Regions from separate parts of the Homo sapiens genome. Here region 1 is linked to region 2. The links are chromatin loops, found by intact Hi-C in ENCODE. Cell type or tissue: heart right ventricle. All regions are shown on one strand.

Region 1 (8,000 bases), 230 kb after region 2:
ATGTTATAATTAAAGTGCTGGAGAGTCATAAAACTATATATTTTTTATAATGTACATGAGAAACATTTGGGACCCCAGCTAAAATCAAACTCCTGGTTCTTACCTCACACCCGCGAAATAAAAATCATGAAGTTTCTGTCTCAGAAATATGTATTTTTATAAGGTAAAGGACATTACATTTTAACTGTTTATTAATGATAATTTTAAACAAATACAAATTTAGAAAGAATAGATACAATAATTTCCATGTGTACTTCACCAAGTTTCAGTAATAACCCATGATTGTTGTTGTTTCCTTCAGACCCTATCCACTTCTACCCCATTATATTAAAGCACACTATGGGCTTCATATTATTTTACCCATAAATATTCATTATTTAAAAGAACCAGAAAAAATAACTGATAAAAGAAATCATAGATAACACAAACAAATGGAAAAACACTCCATATTCATAGATTAGAAGAATCAATGTCATTAAAATGACTGTTCTGCCCAAAGCAATCTACAGATTCAATGGAATTCCTATCAAATTACCAATGTCATCTTTCACAGAGTTACAAAAAAGTATTCTAAAATTCACATGGAGCCACGAAAAAGCCCAAATAGCCAAAGCAATCCTAAGCAAAAAGAACAAAACCAGAGGTATTACATTGCCTGACTTTAAACGATACTACAAGGCTGTAGTAACCAAATCAGCATGGTACTAGTACAAAAATAGACACAGAGATCAATGTAACAGAATAGAGAACACAGAAATAAAGCTGCACATCTACAATCAACTGATCTTCAACAAAGTTGACAAAAAGAAACAATGGGGAAAGGACACCCCACTCAATAAATTGTGCTGGGAAAGCTGGCTAGCCATATGCAGAAGAATGAAACTGTACCTCTACCTCTCACCATAAACAAAAATTAACAAGATGGATTAAAGACTTAAATTAAGGCCTCAGACTGTTAAAAAAAATTCTAGAAGTAAACCTCTTCTGGACATTGGAAATGCCCAGAATTTGGGCAAGAATTTTGGCAAAAAATTTATGACTAAGCCCTTAGAAGCAAATGCATCAAAAACAAAAATTGACAATTGAGACTTACTTAAGATATTCTGCATAGCAAAAAAAAAAAAAAAATCAACAGATTAAACAAACAACCTACATAATGGGAGAAGATATTTTCAAACTATGCATCTGACAAAGGACTACTATCTAGAATCTATAAAGAACTTAAATCAATAAGAAAAAAACTCACTAAAAAGTGGGCAAAGGACATAAACAGACACTTCTTAAAAGAAGATATACAAGTGGCCAACATGAGAAAATGCTTATCACTAATCTTCAGAGAAATGCACACTAAAACCACAATGAGATACTATCTCACACCAGTCAGAATGGCTATTATTAAAAAGTAAAAAAATAATAGATGTTCGTGAGGATGCAGACAAAAGGGAATGCTTATACACTGTTGGTGGGAATGTAAATTAGTTCAATCCCTATAAAAAAACAGTATGTAGATTTCTCAAAGAATTGGAATTGAACTGCCATTTGACCCAGCAATCCCACTACTGGCTATATACCCAAAGGAAAAGAAATTGTCCTATCAAAAAGACAGCTATACTCATATGTTTATTGCAGCACTATTCACAATGGCAAAGTCATGGAATTAACCTAAGTGCCCATCAACCATAAATTGGATAAAGAAGATGCAGTAGATATACATCATGGAATACTATGCAGCCATAAATAAGAATGAAATCATGTCCTTTGCAGCAACATGGATGCAGCTGGAGGCCATTATCCTAAGTGAATTAAAGTGAATTGATGTGGAAACAGAAAATCAACTACCACATGTTCTCATTTAAAAGTGGGCACTAAACAATGGGTACATATGGGCACTAAGATGGAATCAATAAATACAGGGAACTCCAAAAGTGGGGAGAAAGGGAGAGGGGCAAGGGGTTGAAAAAATACATATTGGGTAGGGCACTATTTTCACTATTCAGGTAATGGGTTCAATAGAAGCCAAACTCCAGCATTATGCAACACACCCTTATAACAAGCCTAAAAACATACCCCTGAATCTGAAAAAAATTTTAAAAATTATCTAAAAGACAAGGAAACTTCTAAAAATACCTTTATTCCATATAAAAAATACACAGTTGGTGTTCACATTTCTCCAAATGTCTCATGAGTGTTTTCTAGATTTTTGTTGAAATCAGCATCCAAAGAAAGTCCATTCATACATAGCACACTGCAAATGGTCTCTTTTAACCTACAGGTTGCCCTGACCCACCTCCCTTTCTCTCTCTCTTTCTCTCCTGCTGTAATTTATTTGTTGATGAAGCCATAGCCTTTACTCTGTAGAGTTTTCCGTGGTCTCAATTTTGCTGATTGCTTTCCCAATGTGTTATTTAATATGTTCCTCTGGTACTTAAATCTAGATGTTTGGTTACCTTCACACTTTATTCCTAGATTGTGTATGTAGTGTTAGTACAAGTTTGGGTTGATTTTCTTTTTATGATGTTAGGTATTCATAATCATAACACATCTATAATTTTATCTGAAGCTGAAAATTAATGATAACCAAATCTTATTATTCCTTGTACATTTAATAGCAAATTGAGAAACTTTGTTCATTTTTTGTTTATTCTGAGTTAATAATTCATAGGGGAAAGAGAATAAATCTTATTTTTCCCTTTCTTCGCCACTTTTGAAAGAATGAGATACGATAGGCTAAAGAGTATATGCATACTCAATTTTGTTGGAATTTACTAATTCCTTATTTACGAGGTTCTGTGCTTTCGTATGACCACCAGCAACCATGTTTGAGGGTATTTGTTTCATCACAAACTTGACAACAGAGTATGTTGTGGATGTTTTCCTGAAAAAGGTAAAATATATGCTAGGATTTTAATTAGACTGGATGGAGGATATATTTTGTTTCCTTTGTTTTTTTGTGTTTGTTGTTTTGCTTTTTTTTTTTTTTTTCCGAGGCAGGAAAAAAAAATAAAACATTACAAAAATGTTTTCTGTCATCCAGCCTAGAGTGCAGTGTTGCAATCTCAACTCACTGCAGCCTCTGCCGCTGGGGCTCAAATGATCCTCCCACTTCAGCCTCCTGAGTAACTGGAACTACAGGCGTGCACCACTATGTCCAACTAATTTTTGTATTTTTTGTGGAGATGGGGTTTTGTCATGTTGTCCAGGCAGATCTTGAACTCCTGGGCTCCAGTGATCCTCCCACCTTGGCCTCCCAAATTGCTGGAATTATAGGTATGAGCCACTGTGCCTGGCTCAAGCATTTTTATTATTCCATTTTCTCCTTTACACATTCTTTTACCACTTAAATAGTGATTAGTCTACAGCCAACATTTATTAAAGTTTAATATAAATAAGTACTTTTATCCTTTTCCCAAAAATGTAAGAATTACTTATCTTTTTCTAAGTTTTTTGTCCTACTGTTGTGATGGATTTTAATTTTAGTTTTTCATACATTTAAACCTCATAGGAATTTACTATTTTTTAAACAGTGTATATCCATTTAGTGTAGGCACATATTTATAATTTGTATTGTTCTTTTTTCAGTTTTATGTTATTGCATGAAATCATTTTCCTGTTGCCTAAAGAAATTTCTTTGATATTTCTATGGGTGCAGGTCATCTGATGATAAATTTAGTATCCTTTCTTTCAGTATTCTTAATTTTTCATTTTAAGCAGTTTTACTGTGATTTATTTTTTATTTATTAATTTGTGCTATTTATCTTGTTTGGGATTGTAGTGCTCCTCAAATCTTTGGTTTCTTTCATCAGCTTTGGAAAGTTCTTTGTCTTTGAATATTCTCTCTCTTCTCATTTTCTGTCTTCCACTTTTGATGCTTCAGTTTCGTATATGTTAGACCATTTCACTATGTCATATGTATTGACTCTCTGCTTATGTATATCTTCCATCATTTTTTCCCTTTACTTTAGTTTGGATATTTTCTTCTAACTTTTCTTCCACCCTATTAATTCTCTGTTTAGCTATATCCAGTCTGTTACTAAACTCATTTATTGAGTTTTCAAACTTAGTATGCTTTTTTAATTCTAAAATTTTTATTTGCTTTTCTTTTATAGGTTGCAATTTTATATTAAAATTCTTTATCTTTTCATCTATTTTAAGGTACATCTTAGTCACCGTGGTTTTAAAATCTCTTTCTGGCAACTTTGGTTTGTGGATTAAGAACTGTTTCCTGCCAGGCTTTCCAGATCCTTGTCCTGTGCTGAGAGTCAGCAGATGTCCCAAGGGGAGAAGTGGTGCATAGAAAGTTGGGCTGAACTCAATTGCAGCTCAATTCAGTCTCCTCTTTTCTCCAGGATCTGGTTCCACAAGTCCTGGCTGCCTTGACAGCTCTCCAATTTCCTCAGAACTAAAAAAAATAAAAAAGAAATTTTTAAAAACTGTTTCTTCCTGGTTATTCTCAGGAGATAGATACATCATCTGCTGCAAGCTACTGCATTGTGTCTGGAACTGAGAGTTTGGCTCAAGAGGCAAATGATCTTAAGAGACAATATGAAAAATAGTTTGATCTTAAGAGACAATATGAGAAATAATTTTATAACCAAAACAGATATAAAAGATATGATAATAATAATAAATATTGCTGTTAATATGTTAAATGATATTATCCTTTTCCCATCAAGAAGACAAGATTTTAAGCCTGTTACCCTATATTTTATGCTGATGATAGTAATGAAATTGTATTCATTTCTCAATGCCCTAATCCTTCATACTATATGCTAAGTTTAGTACTAGCAATAAGTTCCTTGTATTGCATACCAAGTTTCTGCCAGGAACTTAGCTACCTATCTACCTATAGTATTTATAGAATTTTACTTTAACAGTAAAATGTCTTCATTTTTTACTAGCACCTCCATTTTTTATGAGAAAAAGTCAAGGTTTGAACTCAAATCTGTCTTTTACACAATAAAATACTGCTAAATGTATGAAAATCTATTTATTATAAAAAATACATTGATAAATTTAGGAATTAGATCTGGTAGTAATTCCTGCAACTACTAAAAGTTCTGAAATGTTTTAATTTTATTTGCAGCTTTTCAATATATAATTTAAGTTTAGTTTCTGAAACTGCTGCTAAGAAGATATACTATTTTCATAGGCAGTTCATATACATAAAATACAATATATGTGTATTAAATTCTTTTAGATAATATCCCTTTTAGCATGTTGAAAAGAATTATGTATTTTAAAATATTTCACATGCAATATGGATGTAATATGGCACTTACTTTTTTTTTTGTCTTCTTTCCTATTCTATCAAATGCAAACGCTATAATTTTCCTGTAAGTTTTTTTTTTTCTCTTTGGCAACACAGCTTTGGCCCCAGAAAGAGATGTTCAAGAGCTCTCTCTTATGTTTCCACTTTCAGACCTTCAGAGTTGTGGGGTATTTATCTACAGGTCCAAGTACACAATTGCATAGGTAAGCATTTATACCTGGGAAAATAAAAATTTTGCCAAGGTAAATTTTTCCTCTCATGCTTTGTTAGGGTTTCTGTATGATTTAGTTTTAGCTGATTTTTGCCTCAAAAGCAAAGTTGTCTTTACCTGGCTTGCAAAAGCCTTGGGTTTTTCTTTGAGCCTGGATGGCAAGTTTATCTATATGAGATATTTCCAAACTGTTAAAGGATAAATAAATCTTATTCAATATTTCTACAAAGTCTAACTTGAGCCCAGGTCACTTGAAAATACCTACAGATAGACAACACTCAATAATGAGGGAAGAGAATAGGAATCATAAAGGAAGGTTAGCAATTCTATGCCTCGTCTGATAGCTGGGCATATAAATAAGCTAAGTCTTCAGTGGTTACCAGTCTCCTGGACTTCCACCTTATATGGAGCCCAGACTCACCTGTTGGTCCTCTTTGCTTTTGACATACTCATCTGGCTCAAGCAGCTGCAAAAGGAGTCCTTGGTCTGCCTCTAACTTCTAGACCTTTCCTTAAAGTTACCCAAATAACTGTGGTGGTGTTGTGTAAGAAGGCTGTAGGAGATCCTCGCCTCTAGATCTCTTCCTTTTAATACACCAGGCTCACACCAAGAGGGAACTGACAAAATAAATACACCTAGGGTTGCAAAGCAGACAATGCTCCTCATTTTTCTTTTTTATGATTCCTATCTGTGCACCCTTCTCCAACCAGAAAAGAATCTTGGATTGAACATTCTGTGAGTTCCTCTGAGAAACTTTATTTTTAAAATTTTTATTTCTTGGGCTTTCCAAGGTAGACATTTTATAAGCTTTCTAGATAATTGGGCCCGAGAAATGAGAAATAACTTTTTGGCACAGAGTAAACAAATTGGTCTTGGGCCAATCTTGGTCTCTAGGAAAGATGGCTTAAAAAGGAAATCTAAGATAGCTATGAAGTAGGAATGGGCAATGACGAAATAGGCATGTTTCTTTTTAAAATGTCATTGGTAGGATAGAAAAATACGTGTTTTTCCAAAGATGAAAACACGATTATATCATGGTTTGCTCCCGTTTTAAGTCTTCAGACTCAAGTTATGGAGAGAGAAAGAAAACCCCACCTTATTTTCATGAGGTGTTGCCCAGTGTATTCTACCCTCTCCCTTAAATTCTGATGTGTGAAACAAACATTCATAGCCAGATAGCTCCCTAGTTACCGTGCAGGCGCAGCTGCTGAACATAGCACTGTTGCAACTAGTTTTGACACCAGCCATTTGTGCTTGAAGAAATGTCTAATTTTTGGCTTCCCTCAGATGGTTTCACACTCTTATAGCAAGTGGGGTTTTTATTCTAACACTCATTTTGGGTCAAACTACACCCACTTTTGGGAACCCACCAACACAAATGTTAATAATATGCAGATCTGGCCTTTCCTAAGATGGCACTGCATCAGCCAAACTTCATTTCCTGGGGAGGTTGCTAAGAAAATCATTAATCTTGCCAAATTTCACTAATGTGCTGAGTAGACCTGATGTTATCATATGGGTGTTTATCTGGAGCCAAATCTCTGTACATACATATTGATTATCTCCTTTTTTGTGTGTTTTTCCTGACTACTAATTTCCATAAAAATAGTTTGAATGGTCTCAACAACGTGCGTTCCCCTTAAACAATATCAATCACAATATTTTTGTGTAATTTCTCACATGAAAGTCAAATAACTTTCCATTCTTAAGAAATAGTCACATGACTTAACCCAGACTGGTTCCTCTGTTGGTTATGATGGGTCATCTGATCTACCTCTGTGAAATTAGATTGCTTTTCAAAAATTGCCAAACTAGGCACTTCCCTCTGGATGTCTCAAAAGCTGCATGCCTTCCCTGCCTTATCACCTGCCACAACTTTGTTTTCTGAAATTCTAAACTCATTATTACTTTGTAATTACGTGATGCTCTCTCACTCCCGTGTGTTCATACATTTTCTTTCTTCTAGTCCTTTACACTGAAAAGCTTGGCAAAATTCCACTTAGCTGCAGAAATTCAGATAGGACTCTGAAGCCTTTCCCCTTTCTTTCAGAAACACTGAGCTTCAGGGTCTCCTTTCCCTCTGCCGCTACTGTCCTTGGTATCACCTCCACTGTAGAAATATTGTTAGCATGTGGTAATGGTTTGTTTCATGCCTGATGCAATGAGCAGAAAATTTATTTTAGGGTATATATTAAATATAATATATAATACTATAGTATGAAAAAAGATTTTCTTCTTCCAGAAGTGAGAATAAATACACTTAATAGTAAGACTTTAATAATAGAAATGAGCATTTCATCACAAAAGTAGTAACTGGTGCATATTAAACACTCCATAAACAACACCGAATAAAGGAACAATGTGGTTGTGTTGACCTCTCTTTAAAATTTTTAGGTCTTGATGTTGCAGCAGTAGTGAACAGCAAAGCAGTTTGAGCAAGTAAAGCTTAAAATAGTACAACAGCTTGGGTGCCACAATGTGCACAGTGCCCAAGGTAAAAGCAGAAATGCTGAGCACTGA
Region 2 (8,000 bases):
TCTCTTTTTTATTAAATAAAGTTGCAAAAATGTATATAGATCTTTAAATTTGTTTTAAAGAGGGGTGGCTTTTTTAATGGCTAAGGAAAAAAGCTTGGTGACCACATGAAAAGGAGGAGCAAAACAAAATTGGATACAATGTACTACAAAGGTAGAAATTTCAAACTCCTTTTCCATAGGTCCCCTATGTAGAGACAACAGCAAAACCATTATTAGGAAGCCATGTCCCTGACAAGAAGGGTCGGGGGTAGTGGCCTTATCCAGTGTGGCAGTAGGACTTGATGAAGGTCTCTGGTGATACAAGTACCTAGATAAATTTAAAAGAGACATTTTCTAGGTCAATTTTCTTCCAAATACTCATTAATAAATACCTTTTAAGATAATCCCAAGACAGATAAAAATATTGGGAGAAAACCAAAAGAGAAAGGAAAGAGATCCTCTAACAAAGAAGCTACTCTAAAGTTACAACTAAAACTGTTCAATCAGGTCACATAAATTAACTTAGACAATGGCAAGGCTAATTTCTACCATAAATTTGTCTCCTTCTAACCCTTTCTAATCAATATACATTATCTTAAAAATATTTAAATGGCCTCACATGTCACTAAAATGAGTTAACGAATGAACTTAACTATCACCGTGGTAATGATAAAGAGAGGAGTTACATCATTAGCATGCTGAATACAAATGTTATCCAAAATAAATTCTATCACATTCCTTTGAAACTTTAGTCCTGCCAGAAACTTTTATGAGAGATGACATAAAGTGACACAGTGAAGTTGACATTTCTTGAATTATAAGCCAATGCAAAGGATCAAATTTATAAAAGCAATTACCCTGTATAGTGATATATTTATCACAAGTAAAAGAAAGTAGTCACCAACGTGACTTACATCTTTGAAATGACCTCATTTCCCATGGATACAACAAGTATCTGTATTTACTAAAATTCCAGGCTAGATGTGAATATTTAAAAAATCTACATATAAAAGTAAACTGAAACATATTGTTTTAGGCTTTGAATCTGGTCGTATTCACTCTCCTGGTTCCCATCATTCTACTGGCATTACCACTCTCAGGATAGGAAACCCAAGGCATGCCAAGACAGCACAGACTTAGACTAGCCTGAGAACTGATCACCAGGTAAAACACAGGTCATATCAAATGTTTCAGCTTGAATTTCTGGAAAAAAAGAATAAAACAAAACAACTGCATTGTTTAGGAAGGGGGTCTCATGGTCCAGTTTGAAAAAGCCAAGAAAGGAGTCAAAATAAAATTTAGAAGTGACTGTTTTAAGGACTCACGTTGAATATCTAGATTTGGTAGGTAAAATGTGAAAGAAGAGCTTTTTTAAATGTCTGCACTTTTTACTTTTGACAATCATGAAAGTCATTGATCACTTATTTTAATATAAAATGTGTTTAAATTTTTTAACAAAATAGTTTCTTTAGAATGCTGTAGGTGTGTGTTTTTATTTTCTAAAGCATCAAATGACTTACAGACTGTAAAAATGTAATTGATATGAATGTTGGTCAGCAGATGTGAGCACCAACTGGGCTGAAAGGGTGTCCACATTGTAACTGCCCCTTCTAGGTTTGGGGCTGCCATTTGTAACTCTAGTCTTTATGATGTAATAAGATCTGGCTTAGCTCTGCTGAGCTTTTTTTTTCATAATTCCTAGAAGACACCACCACTTATTAAGCTTTTATTGCGTCCTCACTTCCACTCTGATACTTCCATAATTCTAGTGGGTATTAAAATTGCTGATATTCAATTAAGTCAATCAAATTCTTTACTACTATAGAAAACATCTGATGAGCTGTGCTGTTGGTGCAGAGCTACAGCATTTTGGCTTAGGCATTTTTGTTATTCCAGCACTAGTTAGCAGATTTCAGAAAAAGTAATGCAATCAGAAGGTGAAAATTCATATTAGACCTAATATAGAGTAATCAAGCCTTTAAACTTTGGGTTTTGGTTGTGGTAAGAATACAACCAACAGTTCTAATTTAAAATTACAGACAAGTCTTGCCTTTGAAAGCACAAAGGTGCTTCCCATTAAAGCCTGGTATTTAATACACTGGCTATAATGGCACTGCAAACTGTCATCAAGAGAATAAGGAACAGAGATGCCATTTTAAAGAGAAATATTGAGTTGTTTGGAGAAATAGAAGGCTTCATGACACCTTTTAAAAAGGCAGTCTCCTGTTGGCTTCTGAGAATATAAATTTTCCACCTGCTAATTTGATGGTTTGTAACTCCAGCTGAAAGTGATGGAGTCTAACAACCTCTCTGTTTTCCACCTGCTGCAAAGTGATGTCTTTGGAATTTGCAACAGGATTTTGCTGTTTTGATAGGCTTTTTATAAATAGAAGTAAGAGTGATTGTGTTCCACACTGTTGTCTTAAAAGTTTCCTGAAATGTTTCCTGGGTTATGCATGAGTCAAATCCTCCTTGAAACTGTCTGATAGGAGTTTGCTGGTGTAAATTTAGCATCACTTATATAGGTCTAACATTGAAGAAGCAATTAATCGAAAATTTCTTTTTCATTTGATTCAGTCCTAGCTGAGTCCTGATTTAATTCATACATTTCAGATGGAGGGAGAGAGATGAAGGGCGATCCAGTGAGTTCTATAATTTAGGTAAAGGAAGCATCTTTTAGTTGCAGCTCACATATAATTAGACAAGAACTGATGTCAGTTTTTCTAATGTCACTTGATAAAATCACATATTAAGAGGATTTGAGAAAGCTTGATTATTTCATGCCACCCTTCATTAATATTATCCATTATAATTTGTAGTGTTCCCCTCTTTTTACTACCCAAGACAGTTGTTCTAACACAGCATGTGTTCAGTACATATTTGTTGAAAGAAAGAATTGATACTTAATAAATTTTGAATATAAAGACCAAAGAGTCATAAACTTGTGCAACAATATCAAAAATTGAAATAAAAGAAACAGTGATTAGCAAGTTATAGAAAGTAAATCATGGTATGTTTTCCTGTTTAATGGTAATCATACCAAAATTTTGCCTAGAAGTCATCTATTAGAATGTAAAATTTTAAAGAACATAGCCACTTAACATACTCTCTTTGCTTCTTGATTAATTCGTAACTAGTGTTTTTGCAACTCATAGTTTTTTTTTGGAGGGAAGGAATTCAGGGAGTATTGCAGGGCCATATATGATTGTGAAGATTTTAAACATACTAAGAAACATTAGTTTCACATTTTACATGTGGCTGTCACATTGAGAAAATGGTTTTATCACAAAGAAATGATGGGCTTTCAAAAAGTAACTATATTATTCAATCAACCAAAAGACATGAGACAAATGAATTTTACCCATGTCTTAATAATTAATGATCAAGAGATAAGGAGGAAAAACTTAAGTAAATCTCTTTCATTGACTTCTCCCAAAGGAAATTGGGAATGACAAAGGAGATGCAAGCTGCTTCAGCCACTTGACTTTCAAATCAATTCGGCCAGGATTATAACTGGGAATTAAGTCCCATTTAAAGGTATAGGACTGGTACTAGAATAGCCAGGGCTGGAGCATGAAGCTTTGCAATTGATAGTGAATGACTAAAAAGTTGTGTGTCAAAGACTACAGTTTGGCTAGATATACTATGGAGGCAATACAACAGCTGCAGGTCAGGTTATTGTGTCTTGGCATAAAGATCTTAAGTATTCCAACTGGCTGCATGTAGCTTGATCCCCATTTTTAAAAGCTTAGAAGGACTGTAGCACTTTCCTGGCATGTGGGCAGCTCTTTGTTGAATAGAACGGCTATTAATGGAAAAAAAAGTCAGCTGGAACAGTGTGCTCTCTCAGCTTTTCTGGGAAAGGAACTAAAAATGAAATGATTCCATCATAAGTATGTTTGCAACTTTGACCTGATATTTTCAAACTACAGCTCTACCAATTATCCTCTTTTCTAAACCACATTTTTTTAGATCATAAAGCCCAACCAGATTCTGGGGTTAGAAAAACTCAATACTGACTATTGGCCATTGCCTGAAATCTGTCATTCTCTAAGTGTGTGATATGTATATATTTTGTATGTGTGTGCATGTGTATGTGTTAGGTATATGGGAGAGTTTTAATAGGTAGCCTGTGTATGTGGTTTGTGGGATATGTTTACAGGTTAGTCAGGTATATGAAAAGTTGGAATAGAAGCTGTCATGATTGGAAGGGTAATTCTTCTCACAGGGCAGTGACTTTCTACCCTAGATAAATGGATAGGGGAAAAAAACTCTGTTTTCTTAAGCATCCTTTTGGAAACAAAGCTAGAAAACAAAGACCTAGCCAAAAATAAAAAAGTAGGCTTCATATCGTCTTAGGAAAATAAAGCTGAACTAAAATTAAAATATCTCTTTTCAGAAACTGGACTGTCATTCTACCCTTCAGCTTTGCTCAGGCTGGAGCTGGCTCTTCCCCACTCTCCCACACTCTGTGTTCCAAGAATAACCTCAGAGTACTTCACAAGCAGATCCTTCAAGAGCTTGTAATGGTCCAGCAAATACAGTACACATGATCCTTTCATGTGCTTGAATGAAGGAACAATAGCCTCTTGTCATTTTCTCTTTGGGCCTGTGCTCTTTAGATTGTATCAGTAGGGGGAAAATTTTGGAGATTAAGCACTAAAAACTGTCACTTTGCAGACAACATGGGATATATATATATACACACACACACACACACACACACACATACATATATGTGTATATATATGTGTATGTGTGTGTGTGTGTGTATATATATATATATATATATATATATATATATATGTATATTTGAGATTTCAACAAATCCTCATTCTGATTAGCCCAAAGGGCCAATCATTCAAAAGGAACAACCCTGCTCTCATTACTGCAACCTACATAAAGACAAACCCAAAGCTCTTTTAATGTTAATATTAAGAGTTATAAATTTGGCCCAATGTAGGGGGGAAGAGAAGGGGCAGAAACCAACTGCACAGTGGAAGAGCTGCCAAGTAAACATTTTTTCCCCAAAACAAAGTTTAGTAGAAACTTTTCCACTGGAGGACTTTCTCTAGATCAAGCATTTTTAAGTTCAATTAAATAAAATATTTTTTTTAGAAATTGAGATCTACAATATATTTATATCCATAATTCTAAACACCCAAGTCTAAAAGACATAAAAAATAAGTAGCGATGCAGTCACTGAATAGCAAGTCATGTCCGCATTTCAAATAGTTATAAAACATGTGAAGTGATATAACAATAGAAGGTCAAAAATATGAAACAGGTTTAGCATAGTCATATTGCATTGGAAAAAAAAAGGCAGAATTACACTATTTAGTTACCTAAATTAATTTACAGGGAAACGGGATCCTAGAAGTCCTCCGACGAACCAAGTGCAGGTAATCTAAAGGTGGGGAGTGCATGTTTTATTTCTATCTGTTCTCTTTAATAAGAGAATGTGAGGTAATTAGAAAGTATGCAATGCATTCTGGACTGTTCTGCTAGTTGTCCCAGGCAAGACAAATCAAAATGCTTCAGAAAAGAAAGGCCTAGTTGAGTATTTGGGTAGAGGCCCCCCTTCAATCAGCTAGTCACTAAGTGGAAATCTCATTATACACTGATTTTGTAGAGATGGATTGATCACGCTGGAGAAAAGGCTGGTTGCTGAGGTCGTGTCTCTTCCATGTTTCCTCAGCCTCCTCTGCATTTACTGAGTTAGGTCCTCAGAGTGGTGAAGGAAAATAGGTCATTTTCCCTTCATAAGTATCATTGGATGATTCCTCTATATTAATTATATGAACCTTATAATAGTTAAAGATCTTTTTAATTTTTTTTTAAATTTTTTCATCTCAAAGAGTTCTCAGTCCCCACCCCACACGAGGTACCGTGAAGGGGCACTAAAGTGCATTTTGATGTAGGGGGTAGAGCTTAAAGGTGCTGTCCAAGCTAAGAATCAAGATGATGCTGTTTAAAAAAGAAAGGCAATTCCTTCTACCTCCATCTCTGGAGTCAGCTGAGGGAGGGCAGTGAACTAGACTCTCCCCAGAGGATTGTCCTAACTCTTAACTTTAGAGAAAACTGTGTAAGGACCTGCACATATAGAATCATTTATTTGTCCAAAATAGCAAAAATAGGCCTATTTCACCCTTAAGAATTTGCAAATCTGATCAGTCATGATCATAAAAATGTGAATGGATTCCAGATGCAATCCATGTGGGCATGCTCTGTGGAACTAGCTATGCATCTTCAGCTTGAATGAACATGCGGCTGTTCATTTTCATCAAAACATGTCTTCTAAACTACCATAAATAAAATACACATGGAACAATTAAATCTTTTTCTTACAATAATTACTTTTACATTAAAAAGTCATCATTATCTTCAGATATATTGAAAATTAGGACTCTAAATCTTATTATTTCCCAGCCTTAGTTAACAATCTTGCACAGGCCCGATAATCCAAAATTTGGAGCTCTGATCTACACAGATTGGCAGGTTTCACACAGTTTGACAGGTAGGCAACTGTGAGATATGCATTTTAAAATTTAGCTTTTTCTATCAAAACAGTCTGAAATCTTTTAAAATCCCTACAGAGACTGTATTTGTGCAATGCCACAGTCATGTGGCTAGAAAGGAAAAAACAAAATACAGTCTGGAAGATTAACCACCGTCCAAGTTTTCTTGGTCTTCAGTTTAAACAATGATGAGCCCAGGAAATCCAATTAAATACAGTGCCTTAAATAAGAGAAGAGTTGGTCCTAGAATAATTTAAGCTACTAAACAGGGACTGTCTCAACCACGGGTGATTTGATGCACTCTTCATGCAATATGCTCTTTTCTGCAAGGCTCAAAGAATTTTCAGCAGGATGCTCTGAAATGTGACTGTCACCATTCAATGCAGAGACAAACCCTTCTTGGGAGGGGCCTTTCAAGTATGAGTGAAATTCCACTTGAGGGTGATTGGACCTGTGTTCAGGATATAAACTATTGCAGGGCACACCGCTATCATTTTCGGAAGAGGAGCAGCAAACGATTACAGAGGGGTTGGCAGCTGGGTAGTGGGAGGCACCATAGGCCTCTTCTGCTTGTCGGGCATAGTCAACGAATTGCTCCGGGGTCATGGTGTAAGGCACCAGCGAAAGGGTACCATTTTTGACAGTGTCTCTTTCAGAATAGTTCTCAGAGATCTGATTTGGAGTTCCTGGAATGTGGCTATCTATTTGGTAATACAGAGTTGAAGAGTTGGCATAAAAAGAAGCATTCTTTGCATGGCTTTCGTGAACGGCGGTGCCATCAGAATAACAAAGAACTGAAGGAAGAGGGACAACTTCGGCATGGGTGCCCAAACCTTCCACGAAGCCATCTCCTTTGTCATCATCGTCATCCTCCTCCTCCTCTTCCTCTTCTTCTTCCTCCTCCTCCTCGTCTGACTCACTAGGTGCCAAGCTTTGCGTGCTAGAATCTGTGACTCCGCTGCAAAAGCTGCTCCCATCCTCCTCTTCTTCCTCCTCCTCTCCTTGGCAATCTAATTCTTCAGCCGACTGCAGGTGCAGCACTGCAGCCTGGGGCTCAGTTTCAATCTCAAAACTGTCTGCGATTGAATATTCTACGGAGTGAGCGACAGGGCCCATAGAACTACTGTGAGCACTTATCTCACTGTGGCAGCCATTCAGCGTGGGGATTTGCTGCTCTCGGTTTTTCTCCAGTTCAAGTTTCATTATTGTGTGCAAAAAGTGAGTCCGAACACGGATAGGATTAAATTCAATTCTACCTGCTGTGTTACTACATCCTTCTTTAGTGCAGCCGCATGGGAAAGACATACGATCCACCTTGGAAGGAAGAACACAGATTAGCACCATGGAACTATTACAAACCAAATAAACGCCCAGAACTTTTCAGTAACTTCTTTGAATTAAGTAATCCATCCACTTAATTCCACATATGCCAGAGCAAATGACAACCAAACTTCAAATAGAAATGAAAAGGGGAAAGTGAGGGCTTAAAACATAAGAGTTAAC

What was found. Hi-C counts contacts between places; a loop is a spot of excess contacts. Peaks named below come from ENCODE experiments on the same cell type or tissue, not always from the same donor. Only the 100,000 strongest peaks of a DNase experiment are listed, where the experiment ranks them.
Region 1: a loop joins it to region 2, with 2.0 times the contacts of the local background. A loop is called at or near these places in 5 of 110 quality-filtered maps.

Annotation. Positions count from the first base shown.
Region 1 is chr2:165,452,569-165,460,568 of GRCh38, reverse strand. No RefSeq gene overlaps it. Among named protein-coding and RNA genes, the nearest start is that of CSRNP3, 13 kb to the left of the region's middle. In heart right ventricle, no CTCF peak of the experiment used is centred here; a DNase peak (open chromatin) is centred at 4,291.
Region 2 is chr2:165,678,512-165,686,511 of GRCh38, reverse strand. CSRNP3 (cysteine and serine rich nuclear protein 3) reads right to left here. Exons shown (of 7, transcript NM_001172173.2): 7 at 1-7,811. The coding sequence ends at 6,759. Among named protein-coding and RNA genes, the nearest start is that of GALNT3, 110 kb to the left of the region's middle. In heart right ventricle, no CTCF peak of the experiment used is centred here; a DNase peak (open chromatin) is centred at 4,441; H3K27ac peaks cover 2,070 bases.